Regions from separate parts of the Homo sapiens genome. Here region 2 is linked to region 1. Evidence: read pairs that join two places in POLR2A ChIA-PET (ENCODE). Cell type or tissue: Panc1. All regions are shown on one strand. Links, peaks and the distances in the headings refer to the core of each region. The heading gives the core; the rest is flanking DNA.

Region 1 (5,775 bases), core at 475-5,474:
TTTCACCATATTGGCCATGCTGGCCTCGAACTCCTGACCTCAGGTGATCCACCCGTCTCAGCCTCCCAAAGTGCTGGGATTACAGGCATGAGCCACCGCACCCAGCCTGTCCTCTGCGTTATCTAAATTTTCTTTGACATGTACATCCATCAAACACATGTTCTCACCCAGGAGTCTGACAGCAGGCCTCATTTTAGAGAGGTGGACAGTAACTCAAAACTCAGTGCCAGTTTTCTACCTCTGGGAACAGGCTGACGCCCCGCCCACCTGACTCCCGCGCCTCCTAACTTATCCCAGGCGTTTCGGGAGTTCTCGCCAATGGCCCACCCTCCATGCCTCCCAGACCAGGAAGAAGATGACACACTTTTATGCCACCAAAGGCGGTCAACTGACAGGAAAGAAACTTCCTCCTCCTGGGAGACTGAGGCTAAGGAATGATGCCTCTCCTTTTTCCCTCCTAGAACTTGACTCCCTGGTCCGAATCGGGAAAACCCCATTCAGATGTAGAAGGATTCCACCAGTGCTAACAAGACGGTCACCAGTGACAAGTGGATTTAGGAGTGCTCATCTCATCTGCAAACCTGAGTGTTAGTGACAGAACCACGGTGACTTTGGACAGAGCACTTCCCGTTCCAAAAGTGAACATGAGTAAAAAATGAGAACATCAATCACGCCTGTAATCCTAGCACTCTAGGAGGCCGAGACGGGTGGATCACGAGGTCACGATCGAGACCATCCTGGCCAACATGGTGAAACCCCGTCTCTACTAAAAATACAAAAATTAGCCAGGCGTGGTGGTGCACACCTGTAGCCCCAGCTACTCAAGAGGCTGAGGCAGGAGAATCACTTGTACCCGGGAGGCAGAGGTTGCAGTGAGCAGAGATCGCACCACTGCACGACAGAGCGAGACTGTCTCAAAAAAAAAAAAAAAAAAAAAAAAAGGAAACATCAAAACAGCCAAGTGAGAGGCAACCACAGAGCTGCTGCCACTAGAACAGGACAGGGCACACCTGCTTAAGGGGACAAAAGGAAACATCAAAACAGCCAAGTGAGAGGCAACCACGGAGTTGCTGCCACTAGAACAGGACAGGGCACACCTGCTTAAGGGGAGAACCCTGCTAACACTGGAATGAGCTGCTTTCGGGCTACCCACCATGAGCATCTGACATGCCACAGAACCGGTTTTATAGACGAGTTTTCTTTTGCCACCGTCACTGATCTGGCTACACAGGGGCTCGGCCTCCACTACGGCAGCTTCAGAGGCGGCAGACGAGCAGCTGAGGGCCCGTGCTACAGACGGAGCAGGGCGGGCTTGGATTCGAGGTCTGCTACCGACAGGCTCGATGCTGTTACTCAGCTGCTCTAAGCCTCAGCCCTTTGTCTGGGAAAAGCCCGCCTCACAGAGAGGATGCGAGGAGAAATCACGCAAGCACGTGACGCGGCAGCTGGCACGCTACACACGACAGCTAGCAGGTGTCACCCCGAGAGCTACAGCCATGCTGCTGCTCCTAGGAACAGGGGGCAGCACAAACAGCCCATGTGGCCAGAAAGGCACCAGTCTCCCTCTCCTCGCTGGTCAGTCTCCAAACAGACCTCAGCCAGCCGCCCCCAGGATGGCACCAGACAAGACAGGTTCTCCATTCGAAGGTTCTTCCAGGATGAAAACTCCTCACAAGACCCTCAGGGCACAAGTGGACAGAGAACCCGGCCTGAGGAACGGGATCCCTCCAAGCCTCTGGAACCCGGCCTCCCCACCGCTCAGACAGCTGCCCCTGCCCTTCCAAGTCGGCAGGCCAGTCCCTCTCTAAAGACAGTTCAAGGGCAGTGCCACAGCCACACCTGTATATTCCTTGGGGGAAGCCGTGTCTCCATTCCTGAAGAACTTGATGGTGGGATAGCCGCGCACGCCGTACTGCTGGGCCAGGTCAGACTCCTCCGTGGCGTCCACCTTGGCCAACCTGATCTCGGAACCTTCTGCCTTCAGCTTCCCAGCGGCTTTGGCATACTCAGGGGCCAGAGCCTTGCAGTGGCCACACCAAGGGGCATCTGGAAGCGGAAATGAGATGCTAGAAAGCAGCCTTGATCCCTAAAGCAGCCTTGATCCCTCAGCAGTGCTTCCCTTTTTCCTCTGGCATTTCCCTTCATAAAAACCTTATCTACTCACCAAGATAACCCCTCCTAACGCACAAGGCTGAGCTGATAGCCTGGTGTTCTTGGGCAATATCAGGACAGAGGCCGTGAACGACAAACTACCACCAACCAACACCAGCCCCCACTCTGCTATGTCACCATCAGCACAGCCAGACAAACCTTTCAATGGTTGCTGACTTCTTATTCCCCACAGGCAACTAAGGCAAGGATCTCCCCTAGACTTTCCCTTTAAGACTACAGACAAAAGTGAAGAAGTGACCGTGGCGGCCTGTACCAGCACTAGCTGTGAGTATGAGATGCACATCCGTGCACACAGACCCTGAGTTGCTTAGGGTGAGAATAAGACGATCTGTCAATAGAGTTAGCAGCTGTGTCAGGCACAAGGTTCCCACCCCAGGGACAGAGCTCAAATCCTTATGGACGTGAGGAAGGCTTGGGATTCTCCTCTGAGACACCATCGGAAGGACTGCTGTGGCAAGCTGAAGGTGGGGTGGGCAGGAGCGGGGCGCCTTCCGGGTCGGCCCCCGGGGAGGACTCGGCAAGGCTGGACACTGGCTTGCTCTGTTTGCTCACACAGGTCGATCCTGTTCTTCTCGCACTAACAGGAAGATCCTGCCGTGCGCAGGGCGGGCATCGGGACGGCCCCCCGGCTCCCAGCCCGGCTCTCACCCCCAGGGAGCCCCTGACATGGCCCCCAAGGCGGGCAGCAAGGGAGCCCTTCAGTTCCGGGCGCGCCGGGGGTCCCGACCCCGGGGGCTGCCGGGCCGTGCCTGCGTCCCAAGAGCCTGGCTCAGCGGCCCCGAGCCCCGCCCGCCCGCCAGGCCCGGCGCTCACAGAACTCCACCAGCAGGTACTTGTGGGCCGCCAGCGCCTCCGCGAAGTTGCTTTTCCGCAGCACCAGGACGTGGTCCTCCTCCTCGGGGGCGTCGGCGCGCACCAGGGCGGCCACGGCCAGGCACAGCAGAGCGCGGCGCAGCATGTCGGACACGGATCAGGCGGGGCGCTTCGGTTGGCGCCGCCGGGACAGCGGGGGCGACGAGAGCGCGCGCCGGTCCCGGCCTCGCCTTTATAAATCCTGGGTCCGGGGCGCGCCTGCCCCCCCGCCCGCGCGCGCTGGCCGCGGCGCGCACGCGCCGCTGGGGCCCGCCTTCGATTGGCCGGCGGACTTCGAGGCTCGTCTTTGCCGCTCTCGGATTGGACACTCACACCAGGCCTGGCCCCGGATTCGGAAACGCTCCTGAGTGCTCCCTGGCCTTCGTTCGGGATTGGCCGAGGACCTCGCGCTCGCTGTCTTTCTTAGCCTCTCATTGGCTCCCGACAAGAACTTTTTCTGCCTTGGCTTCTAATTGGTGGCTTTCGCCTGCACCTTCCACGGGTCTGGAATGGCTGCCCCTTTCGGTAGCACGGACTCTGCGCCTCCTGATTGGCCAAGGGATGCGCGCACTCTGCGCGTTCCTTCGTCGAACGTGGCAGTGGGGAGGAGTTCCCAGTTTAGGGGCGGAGCTGCGGCTGCGCTTCCGAAACCCCTCGTGTTGCATTCTGACTGGACCGCGTACCCAACTGGCACGCCCCCCGGCCCCCGGACCGGAAGTTGGGGTGACGCAATTTCCGGCGCGCGTGTCAAGCGTGCGGCGGCGGCCGTGGAAGGTGGGGTTGGCCGCCTAGGGTCGGCGGTGGGCTCGGTGTGGGATAGCCGGCCCGGTCCGACGCGCTCCGCGAGGTCACGCGAGACACTCACCGAGGCATGGCGGCAGGGCCTGGGCATGGGAATCGTGCGCACAGTGCGAGGAAGCCTCGGAGGGGATACGAGCACAGGGCGGGTGGTTAGGAGAATGGGGCTGGAGAGACGGGCGGGAGGGGCGGGACCTGGGCCCCGGGGACCTGCCGGCTCCCAGGCCCCAGGAAGACGCTGCTCATGCGTGGAGCGGCCGCAGGAAAGGTACTCCCCGCTAAGGCCTTCAGGGAGCGGCCCTTTGCCCTGTGCGATCTCTTCCTTCCTTTCCCACGGGTTGCCAAATCCTGTGACGCTGCCCCTTCTCTGGTGCTTCTCAGATGCTCTGGTCGGCTCAGGAGACCTCGCAGCTGTTACACAGCTGTGGAAATACCCTGGGCGCTGCTTCACTCCGAAGGCAGCAGCTGGGTTTGCCTCCCGACTCGACCCGCCACCGAGGCTCCTGAGCACTTGAAATATGGCCAGTCCACCTGAGACGGGCTGTGAGTGCGCAATGCACATCAAACTTCTAAGACTGAGTGTGCGGGGCCGAGTGCGGTGGCTCACGCCTGTAATCCCAGCACTTTGGAAGGCCGAGGCGGGCGGATCACGAGGTCAGGAGTTCGAGACCAGCCTGATCAACATGGTGAAACCCCCTCACCTCCCGTCTCTACTAAAAATACAAAAATTAACAGGGCCTGGTGGCGCGCGCCTGTAATCCCAGCTACTCGGGAGGCTGAGGCAAGAGAATCGCTTGAACCCAGGAGGCAGAGGTTGCAGTGAGCCGAGATCGCGCCATTGCACTCCAGCCTGGGCAACAGAGCGAGACTCCATCTCAAAAAAAAAAAAAAAAAAGTGTGCGTGTAGGGGCTGGAGGACAGAAGGTACAGTATTTCGTTAATAACTTTACATTGACTACTACATGTTGAAATATTCTGTATGCATATGTTGGATTACATAATAATATTGAGGCCAGGTGCTGTGTGGCTCACTCCTGTAATCCCACCACTTTTGGAGACCGAGGCAGGAGGATCCCTTCAGCCCAGGAGTTCGAGACCAGCCTGGGCAACATAGTGAGACTCCCGTCTCTACAAAAAATAAATTAAAAAAATTAGCCAGGCACGGTGGTGTGCACCTGTGGTCCCAGCTACTTGGGAGGTGGAGGTGGGAGAATCATTTGAGCCCAGGAGGCTGAGGCTGCGGTGAGCCATGATCCCACCACTGCACTCCAGCCTGGGCGACAGATCGACACCCTATCTCAAAAAATAGTAAAAAAATGTCCTTTTTTTAAAATTTTTATTTTTTATTTTTTTGAGACAGAATCTCACTTTGTCATCCAAGCTGGAGTGCAGTGGGCGATCTCGGCTCACTCCACCTCCCGGATTCAAGCGATTCTCCTGCCTCAGCCTCCCGAGTAGCTGGGATTACAGGCATGCACCACCATGCCCAGCTAATTTTTGTATTTTTAGTAGAGACAGGGTTTTACCATGTTGGCCAGGCTGGTCTCGAACTCCTGACGTCAGGTGATCCACCCGCCTTGGCCTCCCAAAGCGTTGGGATTATAGGCGTGAGCCACCGCACCAGGCCTCCTCTTCTATCTTTTAACGTGGCTTTTAGAAACTTTTAAAATTACATAGATGGTCTGCATTTTGTTAGTGTTGGACACTGGCAGCCCTCCGTCTCCCTCACTGCCTGGAATCTGCTGCTCTCCTTTTCCCCAGGTGCCTGCCCTCTCCATTCCTCCTCACTTTCCTCCGCTGGGAATCGGCACCGCCACTGATTTTAAAGTTGAAACTTGGCAGGCAAAAGGGAGGTACTCCCATGTTAAATGTATACACATTGACTGCAATAGTATCCTGACTTTTGAAATGGTAAAACGTAGAGTAAGTTGCTTTTGTACTTTGAGAGTTTCT
Region 2 (5,775 bases), core at 479-5,478, 210 kb after region 1:
GCTGGTGGGGCCGAAGCCTTGCACCCCCTCTGCACCCTTTCCTGCATCCACGCAGGCCAGGAGCTGCCCTGTCAGGCGGGACACAGGTCCCCAGAACCAGCAGTGTCTCCAGTTGGGGCAGTGGGACAGTCAGAGCAGTGGTTTGTCGGCATCAGACTCAGGGGCTCTATTTGCCCAGCTGCCTAAGCTCAGAAGGTGCTGAATGGAACCCCCACCCTGCACGGTCTGGAACCAAGTAACACCTCCTCAGGGGCCCGGTGAGGTAGCAGGCTCAGCCCCACACACAGCAGTGCAAGGGGGTAATGGGGACCCTGTATCAGCAATCATGTTTATGCAGAGGGAGCTCCCTGAGGGAAGAGAGAGCCAGTAGGGCTCGGCCCCTAGCCCCCAAGGCCTGAGGACAGCCACCCTCCAGAGGCGGAGCACAGAGGACAGCTGGCTCCAGCCTGAGCCACTGTCACGACAGAGGCAGGGCCTGCCGTCCTCCAAGCTCACCACACCTGGGGCTGCACTGAGCTGGCTCTGGCCCCTGCCCCAGGTGCCCCCATGCTCCACATGGAGCTCACCTCTCTTGGCTATCATCTGTGGGCAGCCCAAGTTCAGGTCAATGGCGTCACAGTAATCCTGAGCCAGGAGAGCCGCCTGAACAAACACCTCCGGGTCATTGGCACAGAACTGGAGAAGATGCAGGAGTCAGCCACGGGCCCAGCCAGGCCCTAGTCCCTTGCTGCCCAGCCCTACGAGAGGTCCAGTGTGACCCCATGAGGGTGTGGGCCCAGGTTCACTGCAGGAGGGTGCTCTGTCCTGCGGAGGCTTACAATATGACAAAGCCGGGAGGAGTCCCCAAGCCACCCGGATTTACAGATTTTCTTCTGAACTGTGGCAGAAGCCACAATCACTGACTTCTGAAGAGCAGAGCCATCTCCACTGGTTCTGAAGAGGGAGTGTGAGTGTGAGAGGCAGCAATCCAGAGGCCCCAGCAGGGCTGCAAACCTCACAGCACCCAGGCTGCCTGAGCCACTCCTAGAGAATGGGGTTGGATTCTGGCAGGTGCACCTGGCAGCCCTGGCTCCACCACAGGAATCACTGCTGTGGCTACGTGGACTCTACATGCCTGGTGCCACCTTCTCCCTCTCCTCCTGGAATTGAGCTGTCTCTGGAAAGGCTGAAAGTGATGTCCCGCCACAGAGAGAAGGGTTTTTCCCCAGGCATTCCAGGACCGGGAACCCAACCGCGGCCGCGGCCACAGCCCCTCCTGCGCACCTGCACGATGAGGGGCCGGTCCTCGGGGCACACCTCGCAGTACAGGTTCTCCTTCCGGTAGTTGGCGTCGCGGACAAAGACCTGGGCATGCAGCATGGGCGTGTAGCAGAGCTGTGCCCCGTGGCGCCGGCTCAGCAGCCTCCAGGCCAGCTCGCTCTGGTCCACCATGGGGGCCACGACGTGGCGGGCCCCTCGCAGGGTGCGGCTCCAGAACTCGAAGCCCTGCAGCTTTGGCATCGTCTCCAGGCTGGGGGAAAGGCGCAGACCCGGGGTTCAGCCAGGCCCAACGAGGGGCTTAAGACTCAACTCAGAGGCAGCGGTCACCCTTCTAAGGCCGCTCCAGTACCACCGTTGGGTCACACGCGGGGGCACTAAAGGCGGGGGTCGGTGCAGGCTGGAGAACGGCCACTCCAGTGCCGCCACCTCCTAGCGGACCTCGGGGGAGCCGCTGGACCCCTGGGACTTGACCCTCCCTGGGGAGCGGGACTCGATGTCGGCCTGGTAGGGGACTGGCGTGAAGGGGGAAGAAACCTTGACGCCAGCGTCCCCGCGGGCCTGGCCCTGAGCAGGCCGCCCGGCGGTGAAGTTAGGACCCCCGGCCCCTTCCCGGGAGAATCGGCTCCGCGCCGGGCCAGGGGAAGGGCAGAGCTTCCTTCTCCGCACCCGGCCAGGCGGCCCGGCTGGCCCGAAACGCCACAGGGGCGCCCCTCGCGAGACTCCTCCGGAGCCACGCGGCGGGCAGCGTTTGCTGTGTGAAGTGACAGGAGCCCACACGCCTCCGCGTCCTCACCGCGCGAGGGCCCCGCCGTGTCCGCCGCGCGCCTTTGGCTCCGAGGGCGCCGGGTGCCGGTGTCCCGGGCCCGCCCCTCTCCGGCCTCGCCGCCGCCCGGGGCCCCTGCAGCTCCCGGGGCGCCGCGAACGCCCGCACCGCGCCGGGGCCGCCGCCGGGCCGCAGCCGGGCCCAAGGCTCCGCGCCGCCACCGGAAGGTGCCCGGTCCTGCGCGGTCCGGGCGGCCCACGGTGCGGCGGGAAACGCGTTCCCCGGAAACCGCGCCCGGCTCCGAGGGGACCGGCGACGAGAGGTCGCGGCGCGGGGTCGGAGGTCAGAGGCTGAGGTCACCACCGTACCCGTCAGGCCGTGGCTAGAGAGGGGTCGGGGCTCGCCGGGACTCACCGACAGCTCGCTGGAAACGAGGCATGTGGAAATTGGGCCTCGCTGAGGCGCACATAAGGCCCGGGCCGCGGGTAGACCGTGGGCGCTGAGGCCCTGCGCTGCCCAGCCCCCAAGTTCGCATTGGGGGCTTCATCCCGTTATATCCTAAAGCGGCCCCAGAGCCCTGCCTCGAACCCACTCACCTGCCGCCTCTGAAAGCCACTCACTTTCCGCCGCTGCGTTGCGGAAAATCACCCTCCAGGGACCTTCCTTGCCCGCCCTGGGTTTCCGCAGCCGCCAGCCTTCGATCGACTTTCCTACCCGCCGTGGACCCTCCTTGGGTTATTTCGAGCTGTGGGGACCCACTGGGAACCCCAGAGTGGATGTGAAGGTTATTTTAAACTGAAGGCATTTGAGACCCAACAGATGTAAAAAGCAGCTTTGTCAGAGCTTTCCATATCTGAGAGCGAAGCCCGAAGTTGAACCAGGACATTCAGTACCTAAAACATGTGAAATCTCTTGGGCCCCCGGAATCACTAAGGAAAACTCAGGCTGGAAGCTGCTCAGGGCAAACCTGCCTCCCGCTCTATTCAGAGTCACCCTCTGCTCGCTGAGATAGATGGATATCTGACTGACTCCTTTGAAAAGGCTCATCAGAAGGCTGGGCGCGGTGGCGCACATTGAGACCAGGAGTTCGAGACCAGCCTGGCCAACACGGTGAAACCCTGTCTCTACTGAAAATACAAAATTAGCCAGGTGTGGTGGTGCGCCCCTGTAGTCCCAGCTACTCGGGAGGCTGAGGCAGGAGAATCGCTTGAACCTGGGAGGCGGAGGTTGCAGTGAGCCGAGATCAAGCCATTGTACTCCAGCCTGGCGACAGAGCAAGACTGATCAAAAAGGAAAAGAAAAAAAAAAAAGGCTAATCAGAAACTCAAAACAATGTAACCGTTTGTGTATCACCTATCTGTGACCAGGAAGCTCCCTCCCCGATGGCTTTTGCTTTAAATTGTCCCGCCTTTCCAGACTGAACCAATTTTTTTTTTTGAGACGGAGTCGCTTTCTGACCCAGGCTGGAGTGCGGTGGCGTGATCTCGGCTCACTGCAACCTCCATCTCCCAGGTTCAAGCGATTCTCCTCCCTCAGCTTCCCAAATAACTGGGATTACAGGCACCCACCAACACACCCAGCTAATTTTAGTATTTTTAGTAGAGATGGGGGTTTCACCATGTTGGCCAGGCTGGTCTCGAACTCCTGACATCAGGTGATCCGCTGGCCTCCCAAAGTGCTGGGATTACAGGCGTGAGCCACCGCAGCTAGCCGCTATGTTCATCTTACATATATTGATTGATGTCTCATGTCTCCCTAAAATGTATAAAACCAAGCTGTGCCCCAACCACCTCAGGCACATGTTGTCAGGACCTCCTGAGGCTGTGCCATGGGCATGTCCTCAACCTTGGCAAAATAAACCTTCTAAATTAACTGAGACCTGTCTCAGATTTTCTGCATTCACAGATAGAACAGCCTTGGTGGTCTTCAGAGGTGGCCAGATGTCCCTGGTGGACTGCAAGGTTGGGTGCACACTAAGGAAAGACAGGCGAGGGCCCCAGCTGTCCACCGCCCTGGCTGAACGTGAGGCTTTGTACAAGCAAAAAGTAAAAGCCAAGTCCAAATTGTAAAAACTACCTGAATTCCAAATGCAGCCACAACCCACACACAGCGCCATCAGCAGAGGCTGGAGGCCCTACTGGTTCAGAATATTTAAGCACAGTATCGAACCAGTAATTGTAAAAGGTAAAAGATTTTTTTTTTAAGACAGAGTCTCGCTCTGTCACCCAGGCTGGAGGGCGGTGGCACGATCTCTGCTCACTGCAAGCTCCACCTCCCAGGTTCAAGCGATTCTCCTGCCTCAGCCTCCCGAGTAGCTGGGACTACAGGTGCCCGCCACCACACCCGGCTAATTTTTTGTATTTTTAGTAGAGATGGGGTTTCACCATTAGCCAGGATGGTTTCGATCTCCTGACCTCATGATCTGCCCATCTCGACCTCCTAAAATGCTGGGATTACAGGCATGAGCCACCACGCCCAGCCCAGATCATATGAATCTTTTGCCTTTTAGCCGGGCGCGGCGGCTCATGCCTGTAATCTCAGCACTTTGGGAGGCCGAGACGGGCGGATCATGAGGTCAGGAGATCGGGACCATCCTGGCTAACATGGTGAAACCCCGTCTCCACTAAAAATACGAAAAAAATTAGCCGGGCATGGTGGCGGGCGCCTATAGTCCCAGCTACTCGGGAGGCTGAGGCAGGAGAATGGCATGAACCCAGGAGGCGGAGCTTGCAGTGAGCCGAGATGGCACCACTGCACTCCAGCCTGGGCGACAGAGCGAGACTCCGTCTCAACATAAATAAATAAATAATAAAAATATAACTTATGGTGTATAACTTGTAACTATAAAGAGGTTATAATATATAGAGACATATAATTATATGAAAAATGCAGCAAAAAGGAAGAGGGAAGGGAATTATATTGGAGCAAAGTTTCTGTGTTTTACTGGAATTAAGTATTAATCTGAAGAAGATTGTGATAAATTACGATGCTTGTTGAAATCCCCATAGTAATCATAAGAAAATAAATACATTATATAGGCCAGGCACGGTGGCTCACGCCTGTAATCCCAGCACTTTGGGAGGCCGAGACGGGCGGATCATGAGGTCAGGAGATCAAGACCATCTTGGCTAACATGATGAAACGCCGTCTCTACTAAAAATACAAAACAATTAGCCAGGCGTGGTGGCGGTCCCCTGTAGTCCCAGCTACTTGAGAGGCGGAGGCAGGAGAATGGCGGGAACCTGGGAGGCTGAGCTTGCAGTGAGCGGAGACTGCGCCACTGCACTCCAGCCTGGATGACAGAGCGAGACTCTGTCTCAAAAAAAAAAAAAAAAAAGAAAATACATTATATTATATATAAAAGAAATTAAAATGGTACAGTGGAAAATATCCATTTAACACAACAAAGGCAATAGCAGAACAGAGAAATAAAAAAATACATACGAAATACATAATTTTTGTAAAAATACAGAAATTAGCCAGGCATAGGGCTAATTTAGTAGAAACCCCATCTCTACTAAAAGTACAAAAATTAGCCGGATGTGGTGGCGTGAGCCTGTAACCCCAGCTACTGGGGAGGCTGAGGCAGGAGAATCGCTTGAACCCAGGAGGGGGAGGTTGCAGTGAGCTGAGATAGCACCACTACACTCCAGTCAGGGTGACAGAGCAAGACTCTGCCTCAAACAAAACAAAACAAAAACTAAACAAAGAAAAAAAACTAGTGGCATATGTAAATCTAACTGTATCAATAA

What was found. Peaks named below come from ENCODE experiments on the same cell type or tissue, not always from the same donor. Only the 100,000 strongest peaks of a DNase experiment are listed, where the experiment ranks them.
Region 2: POLR2A ChIA-PET joins it to region 1 with 22 read pairs; 3 of 35 experiments call an interaction of 5 or more read pairs at or near these places.

The regions. Positions count from the first base shown.
Region 1 is chr17:81,857,342-81,863,116 of GRCh38, forward strand. It overlaps P4HB (prolyl 4-hydroxylase subunit beta), which reads right to left and starts at 3,194. Exons shown (of 11, transcript NM_000918.4): 1 at 2,986-3,194; 2 at 1,840-2,046. The coding sequence starts at 3,130. LOC124904086 (a long non-coding RNA gene) reads left to right here and starts at 3,769. Exons shown (of 2, transcript XR_007065950.1): 1 at 3,769-3,798. RefSeq lists silencers at 2,785-2,884, 3,095-3,314. In Panc1, for the core only: no CTCF peak of the experiment used is centred there; a DNase peak (open chromatin) is centred at 3,540; H3K4me3 peaks cover 3,941 bases; H3K27ac peaks cover 3,306 bases.
Region 2 is chr17:82,063,560-82,069,334 of GRCh38, forward strand. It overlaps DUS1L (dihydrouridine synthase 1 like), which reads right to left and starts at 2,245. Exons shown (of 14, transcript NM_022156.5): 1 at 2,054-2,245; 2 at 1,264-1,510; 3 at 567-675. The coding sequence starts at 1,500. RefSeq lists an enhancer at 885-1,613 and silencers at 1,837-1,886, 2,177-2,246, 2,257-2,316. In Panc1, for the core only: no CTCF peak of the experiment used is centred there; no DNase peak of the experiment used is centred there; H3K4me3 peaks cover 2,079 bases; H3K27ac peaks cover 2,161 bases.